Linked DNA regions of Homo sapiens: region 2 is linked to region 1. Evidence: read pairs that join two places in POLR2A ChIA-PET (ENCODE). Cell type or tissue: PC-3. All regions are shown on one strand.

What was found. Peaks named below come from ENCODE experiments on the same cell type or tissue, not always from the same donor. Only the 100,000 strongest peaks of a DNase experiment are listed, where the experiment ranks them.
Region 2: POLR2A ChIA-PET joins it to region 1 with 16 read pairs; 2 of 35 experiments call an interaction of 5 or more read pairs at or near these places.

What each region holds. Positions count from the first base shown.
Region 1 is chr1:84,916,754-84,920,753 of GRCh38, forward strand. No RefSeq gene overlaps it. Among named protein-coding and RNA genes, the nearest start is that of LPAR3, 26 kb to the left of the region's middle. In PC-3, no CTCF peak of the experiment used is centred here; no DNase peak of the experiment used is centred here.
Region 2 is chr1:84,778,300-84,782,299 of GRCh38, forward strand. It overlaps LOC102724892 (a long non-coding RNA gene), which reads right to left. Exons shown (of 3, transcript XR_426717.3): 3 at 2,707-4,000. Among named protein-coding and RNA genes, the nearest start is that of SSX2IP, 90 kb to the left of the region's middle. In PC-3, no CTCF peak of the experiment used is centred here; a DNase peak (open chromatin) is centred at 1,992; H3K4me3 peaks cover 442 bases; H3K27ac peaks cover 2,161 bases.

The sequences.
Region 1 (4,000 bases):
GGACTGGTCTCAACACAAACTGCTGACCATCTCTGCAGGGTCTGGATGGAAAAAGGCAGATCAGTACCACATGCACTCAGGCATTTTTACAACTTCATTTTTTCTTCTTGTGAGATGGGGGCCATGCCACTCTCCTTGCTCTGTTCCCCCAGTCTCAGGCTACCTTGGTCCAGAAACATTCCTCCAACATGACTGTATTTACTACCACCTTCCAAATGAAGGCAGTCGTAGGAGTGGGCACAAAGCAATCCTGTCTCAGCGTCCCTCCCATCAGTTCACTCTCCCTTCCCCTCCCCTTCAGTCTTCTCACGCCCACCCCCACACACCGCCCTAGCCTAAGGGAAGCAGAGGCAAAGCACCTCCTGGCATTTACTTGCAAGACCCTCCTTTCCCAGGCAGCCTCATTAGGCTCTAAACCTTTGTGATCCCACTCCCAAATCTTGATTGTGGTCACAGGTGGGAGGCTGAGGGTAGGATGGAGTCCTTATAAAGTCCCTATGCAGTTTGTAAGCATCAGAATACAGAATACAGATTTTATTAGTGGTTACACCAAGTCTTGACACCTTAATAGACACAAAACTGCTGCTGGCCAAGGTCAGAGCATCTCAGAGTGTGTGGGTATAGGGGTAATGGGGAAGGGATGATGCAGAAACGGAAAGTCTTGGATATGCTTCTTTTCTTAAAATTGTGAGAAGAGGCAATATGCATGTGATGGAAATATGCATTCAACCCATTCATCCTAACAAATGTATATTTCTCAATAATAGAAGCTATGAAAGGAGACCCTCCCCTCCAAATGCATAGTTCAAAAGCATTAGCCCTTAAGAAAATGACAGGGTAATTAGCAGAAAAGTCTTGTGAGAAACAAAAATATACAGTTGAGAAACAAAAATATACAGTTGATCCTCCAGATCCATGGGTTCCTTATCTGTGGATTCACCCAACAGAAGAAATGTATGGTTGCATCTCTACCAAACATGTACAGACTTTTTTTCCTTGTCATTAGTCCCTGAATACAGTATAACAACTATTTACTTAGCATTTACATTATATTAGGTATTATAAGTCATCTAGAGATGGTTTAAAGTATATGAGAAAATATGTGTAGGTTAGGTGCAAATATTTTACATTAGGGACTTAAATATTCATGGATTTTGGTTTCCACAGGGGTCCTGGAATCAATCCTCCATGGATATCAGGGGATAACAGTATATACAGATAGATAAAACATATATGTATATACACACACACACGTATATATACACACACATATACAATACATACACATATGTTATATAATACATATTTTATATATATATATACATGCACACACGCCAATCTAGTGTATTTCTGAGAGATAATTTTAAGGCAAATTTCTCGTTATGTTTGTGATTGTGTTTAATTACAGGGTAATGGCATTTCTCTCTCTCTCTTTAATCTGGATGGCTGCAGCAGCTTTGTGACTGATTTCCCTGCTTGCCTCCCTCCACCTCAACCCATCCTCCACAGTTCTGCCCTCTCTGGTCATGCAGTTCTCAGGTCTAAAGCCCTCCCTCTCATGGCATACATACTCCTGTGGCCTTGCCTTGTCCCTTCTCTAGTCCTGTCTTCTGTCATTTTCCCTGTATACAGCCTATACGCTGACCACGCCAAAGCATCGTTTTCCTAACTGACCAGGTTCTCTCTCTGATGTCCAGGCCTTTGCCATTGTTACCCTCATCCATCCCACGCCATGGCCATCCCATGCCATGGCCATCCCACGCCATGGCCATCCCACGCCATGGCCATCTGGTCAAATACAACATATTCTTCAAATCTAAGCTCCAGCATTGTCTAGTCTCCTCAACAGGCAGGCAGAAGCTATCTCCATTCTGCTCTCATGTAGTACCTTGGGCTGACCTTGTATTATCTTTGTTTTTTTCTGTGATTCTCTCTCCCACTGGACACCAAACTTGGTGAGGGCAGGAATCTTCTCACTCATTCCTTGCATCCTTAGTACTTATCACAGTAGTGGAAATCAACAAAAATATGCTGAGTTAATGGTCTTTGATAGCATCATCATTCTCCTTCTACATATCATGTAGTTACCTAGTGTTTCCCAAAACTAATGATGCTTATCACTTCCCTTGTTTAACTTGTCACCTAGGAAACTTCCATGCTTATTAGCTAAGTCTATCTTTCAAACCATGCCTCCCTGCCCCCCAACCAGCCAGACGAAATTAATTATTGATAGCAGCACTCTGATTTTCCCCCAAAGGCAAACCAAGAGCTAAGACTCAACCCACTGTCCTGCTATCATAAATAACACATGTAGGAGGGCACAAACACAGTGCTATGTCCGAAAGGCGTGATTAATACCTGCTCCCTCTGTAGACCTAGCATAGTGGGCTCACAAGTGAGGATGTAAATTCACTTTTTCAGAGCAAATGTTCCTCTTGGGGGACATCCACTCAACCTCGAGGACAGAGTAATGACCACAGCCCATAGGCCGTGGGAGATGAGTAATTTACTGCTGCTAGGCAATTAGTGGTGCTAGAAAAAAAATTACTTTCATTTAAAATTCTCTTTAAGCCATATGTATCATGGCTCATGGGATAATTTATGTATCATTAGAAACTAAGAAACATACATCACCCTAATAAATTGTCTCCCCCATTCACCATAGCCAGTAGCTCCAGATGTCTTTAAGAAGTCAAAGTTTTGCTGTCCTTGTTGTGTAAGGTGGTGTGGAAATGCTTGTCTGTAACTCGTTTAGCTTCATATTCACTCCCTGGTTCTCTGGCAGAGACAGATGGCAAGAGAAGCATTTGCCATCTTTTTCATGCACTGGTTTGCAGTAGCACTTGCTGTAAATGAGCCCATAGTAAAACAATCACGAGTTGTATTGTTTTTCCTAACAAGGCTGGAGGTCATATGGCAACTGGGCAAACATGCTTGAGTTCAGAATGTGAATCACTCTAAACCAAGTCTCAGTTAAGGGTAAAACATTAAATGGAAAGACAGAAAATGAGGCTTTTCACTGATGGAGGGTGGGGCATGGGACAAAGGAAAGCAGCTCGGCACCCAGCCTGCAGGCACAATGTGGGAACCTTGATCAATATCACCAAACACAGAAGTCTGATCTCCATCTTTGTAAGGCAAAAAGTGGCGCCACAGCCACTTATTTGTGAGGACAGAGGAAAATGGTGTACCCAAATGCCTGTTAAAAAGCAAATCCATGAAAAGACGTGGCAGAAACTTAAATGTATATCACTAAGTGAAAGAAGCCACTCTGGAGAGGCGACATACTATAGGATTTCAACCTTATGACATTCTGGAAAAGGAAAAACTATGGGGACAGTAAAAAGACCAGTGGTTGCCAGGAGTTCAGGTATGGGGTGGTGGTGAGGGAGGAATGGCTAGGCAGAGGAGAGGATTTTTAGGGCAGTGAAGCTACTCTCTATGACACGATAATGGTGGATACATGTTATACATTTGTCCAAATCCAGAGTGTGCAACACCAAGAATGACCACAATGTAAACTATGGACTTTGGGTGGTAATGATGTGCCAGTGCAGCATTCATTGGTTGGATTGTAGCTAATATACCACTCTGGTGTGGGATGTTGATAATGGCAGAGGCTGTGCACATGTGTGGGCAGGAGGGATATGAGAACTCTCTGTACCTGCCTCTCAATTTTGCTGTAAATCAAAAATTGCTCTAAAAAAAGTCTGTTTTTTAAAAAAGCAATGCCAACTCAGATTCATGCTTTTCTTTTATTAAATTTATTAAATTTAAAAGTACATTCCTGGGTTCCTAGGCTTTTCTTTAAAAACCATGCTTTAATCACTGAGTTATATAATCCTATCATCAAGATTCACTGCATAACTTGTAGGGCCCACTGAAAAATGAAAATGTGGGGTCCCTTGTTCAAGAAATATTAAGAATTTCAAGACTGATGGAGGACCATTAAGCCAAGCACAAGGTTCTTTGAGAATGCACGGATTACGCAGCCACAAAG
Region 2 (4,000 bases), 140 kb before region 1:
AGTGATTGCTTTGCCCTTCAGGGCTGTAGGGCTTATGGAGCACAGCTCAGCATCAAGTGACCAGGCCATCTTGGTCACTATGCTGGTGGCTCTGAAGCCCAAGGCTTTCCCAGATCTGCACGAGTTTCTGTAACTGATGAACAGTTTTACGCTGTGCCATTGTAAGGACTCACAATCTATACAGGAGGAAGACCATGTATTCACATGTGTTCAATAACTATTTACTTGGTACCTTCCCTAGGCCAGGCACTTGTGTTAGTCACCAAGGATTCAGTAGTGAACACAACACAGTTGCTATCATTATGGGGCTAATGTTCTAGGGCAGAGATCCCTGACCCCCGGGTCACGGACCACTGCTGGCCCATGGCCTGTTAGGAACCAGGCGGCATAGCAGGAGTGAGTGGTGGGTGAGTGAGCAAACTTCATCAGTATTTACAGCTGTTCCTCATTGCTCGTGGTACCACCTGAGCTCCACCTCCTGTCAGATCAGCTATGGCATTAGATTCTCATAGGAGCGCAAATCCTATTGTGAACTGTGCTTGCAAGTGATCTAGGTTGTGTACTCCTTATGAGAATCTAATGCCTGATGATCTGTCACTGTCTCCCAACACCCCCAGAAGGAACCATCTAGTTGCAGGAAAAAAAACTCAGGGCTCCCACTGATTCTACATTATGGTGAGTTGTATAATTATTTCACTATATATTACAATGTAATAATAATAGAACTAAAGTGCACAATAAGTGTAATTTGCTTGAATCATCCCCAAACATCCCTCCCCACCCCCACTGGGTCCATGGAAAAATTGTCTGCCACAAAACCAGTCACTGGTGCCAAAAAGAATGGACTGCTCTTCTAGGCGAAGGAGATAGACAATAAACAAATAAACACAGTAATCTACAGCACAGCTTCCCATAGTGAAAGATGCCAAGAAACACGCAGAGTGGGGTAGAAGGATGGGAGCTGCTCTGGGTCAGGTGGTCAGGGGCAGTCTCCGGAGAGCCAACCTTTGAGCAGAGAGTCCTGACTTTAGAGGGTGCAAGCCTCGGGGTTGCCTAGGGCAGAGCATCTCAGAGGGAGCCGCGGGTCCAGTGCTTAGCAGAAGGAAGAATCTGACTGGGAGCACTGTGAACTCTAAAAAGCAGCTGCTATCTATTAAGAGCTTACTATGTATCAAGCACTTTGCACGCCTCTTATGCGCCATACAAACATGGTCTCATTTAACTATTACAACAGTCCTGTGACATAGATCCAACTGTTCCCATTTTATAGCTGATGAAACAGAGGCTGAAAGATAACCTAGCCTGCCTCAGAGCAAGCTTGTCTAACCAGTGGCCCAGGACGGCTTTGAATGCAGCCCAACACAAATTCATAAACTTTAAGACATTATGAGATTTTTTTTTGCGATTTTTTTTTAGCTCATCAGCTATCATTAGTATATTTTATGTGTGGCCCTAAACAATTCTTCTTCTTCCAAAGTGGCCCAGGGAAGCCAAAACATTGGACACTCCTGTCACAGAGTTAGGAAACGGCAGAGCTGAGACTTGAGCCTGTATCTAGTCTGTGTCCAAAACCCTCTGTTCCCAACCTCCTCCAAGACCCACAGCTCCACTCTGTTGTAGTGGGAGAGCGCTCACAGGCCCACAGCACTTCGTGCGGAGGAAAGGATACTTTTGAGACCTAGTTTGCCTGGAAGAAGCTTTGCTCATCATGAAAAGCCACTTTCTTTTCTAACTGTTTTCTCTCTCTTGCTTGGAAACATTGTCCAGCCAAAGCTGCTTCTCTGGGTGGCTTCCTCTTTGTGGCTTCATTGTTTTATGTGGTGAATGCTGTTGCTACCAGGATGCCCACAGAGTACACTTGGGTCCCCAGCTTTATTTCAGGGCTTCCTGGGGCTGCCAAAAAGTTGTGCAATTCTTTCAAGGCCCTGGCACCGGGGACTCACACTTGTAAGGCTGATTCATTCTTATGTCAGCTCTGAGACCAGAAAGGACTCTCCAAGGGTAGCCACCTAGGTGCATGCTTCATCCCCAGAACCACATGGGCACAGAGTGGTGCAGAAGAAAGAACAGCAGGTTGGAATCAGTCAGTTTACACGTTTGCAGAGTCCCATAAAAAACAAAACAAAAACAAGAAGGCAAAGTAACCAAACCGCGCAATCCTGAGCAAATAAGTCAGCAGTCCTCCAAGCCTCAGGGTCCTTATTGTAACAATAGGAGCAGTCTTGCTAACCTCTGTCCGCTGTTTTCAGCGGCGATGACACCCCCATGAGAATATGCTTCTTGCAAAGGATTTCCTTCATCTCTCCCCATAAGAAAGGAGGAAACAAGATGAAATGCATGGTGCAAAGCCCAATGCCTATCTGCTGGATGTGAAATGCCTGCATGCTATAAAATCACTCTGGGGTTTACCCACGCTCTAACAGTGGTTGTGTGTGTTGACTATTCTCTGTCCTCAGCCAGCCTACCGGAGGCAAAGTATGGTGACTGGAGGACATCTCTGCAGGCAGAAGCAGCACTGAAGGCACCTGGAATGAAGATGAGTGGAAAACATCTCAGTAAACACAGCACTATTCATGATAGCCTAGATGTGGAAACAACCTAAGTGCCCATTGATGAATGAATGGATAAATAAATTGTGATATCTATATATATTACAATATCCCTACAATGGAATACTATTCAGCCTTTAAAAAGGAGATACTGCTATTTGCTACAACATGAATGAACCTGGAGTACTTTATGCTAAAAAGTAAGACAGATACAGAAAGAAAACTACTGCATGATCTCACTTGTATGTGGAATCTAACAAAAAGTCTAATACATAGAAACAGAGTAGAACAGTGGTTACCAAGGGTGGGGAGGGGAAAGAAATGGGGAGTTTGTCAGAAGGTACAAAGTTATGTGGGAAGGATAAATTTAAAAATCCAACATACAGCAGGAGGACTATAGTTAATCATACAGTCTTGTATATTGAAAAGTTGCTAAGAGACTAGATTTTAGGTGCTCTTACTGAAAACAGGGTAACTAGAGAAGGTAGGGAAGGTGATGAATACGTTAATTTGCTTACCTGCAATAATCGTTTCACTATGTATATCAAAACATCATGTTGTATACCTTAAATATATACAATAGAAAATAAATAATAAAATAAACACAGATTAAAAAATAAAAACAACTCAAGATACAAATGTACATATGGCTGGCTGTAGATGTAGTTACTGGCTAAGGCATGGATTCTGAGCCAATCCCTTTGAGTTCAGATCATGGCTCTTCCACTTTCTCACTGTATGTTCTTCAGTGATGGCATCTTTTTTAATGGCTTAGGAATTTTTTAAAGTCCTAAATTAGGTAGTTTTAGCTGGTAGATCCGTGGATATGTCTTGTTCTTCTTCTTCACTCTTTGTAAATAGGGGATAATAATACCACCTACCCCAGGGTTATTGTGAGATTTAATAAGTAAATATGTACACACAGAGAGAGGCAAAGAAAGACAGAGCAGTTGGAACAGTCCCTGACAAGCAACTTTAAAGTGTTGGCTATTATTATAAGGGAAGGGCCAGGTAAATGCTGGTGCTTGACACTTATTTACTTAAAAAAGAGAAAAGAAAAGAAAAGAAACAAGTCATACCCAACATCTACCAGCTTAAACCACCTAATTTAGGGTAAAAAAAAATTCCAGACAATGGAAAAGATGCTGTCTCTTAATTATTCAGGGAATGGCTTTTCTCTAGGAAAGGCAATCTGAAATGTGTCCTGGCAAACCAACTCTTCGGCTAAAGACACATGGTGGCTCTTGGTTGGGCGTGGATTAAAGCGCAGCTCCTCCCGCTTTCCAAACTCAGAAAGGAGGAGGAATGTTAAGTGTGGCTGCATTGTCATTAATTAATTTCTCAAGGGCTGCAGTAATCAGGAAGCTCATTAATGTGTTTTAGCCTGCCTTTCATTTAGAGAATGAGTAGGAAATGTAAATGGAGTGCACTTAGAAACCTTAAAAATCGTT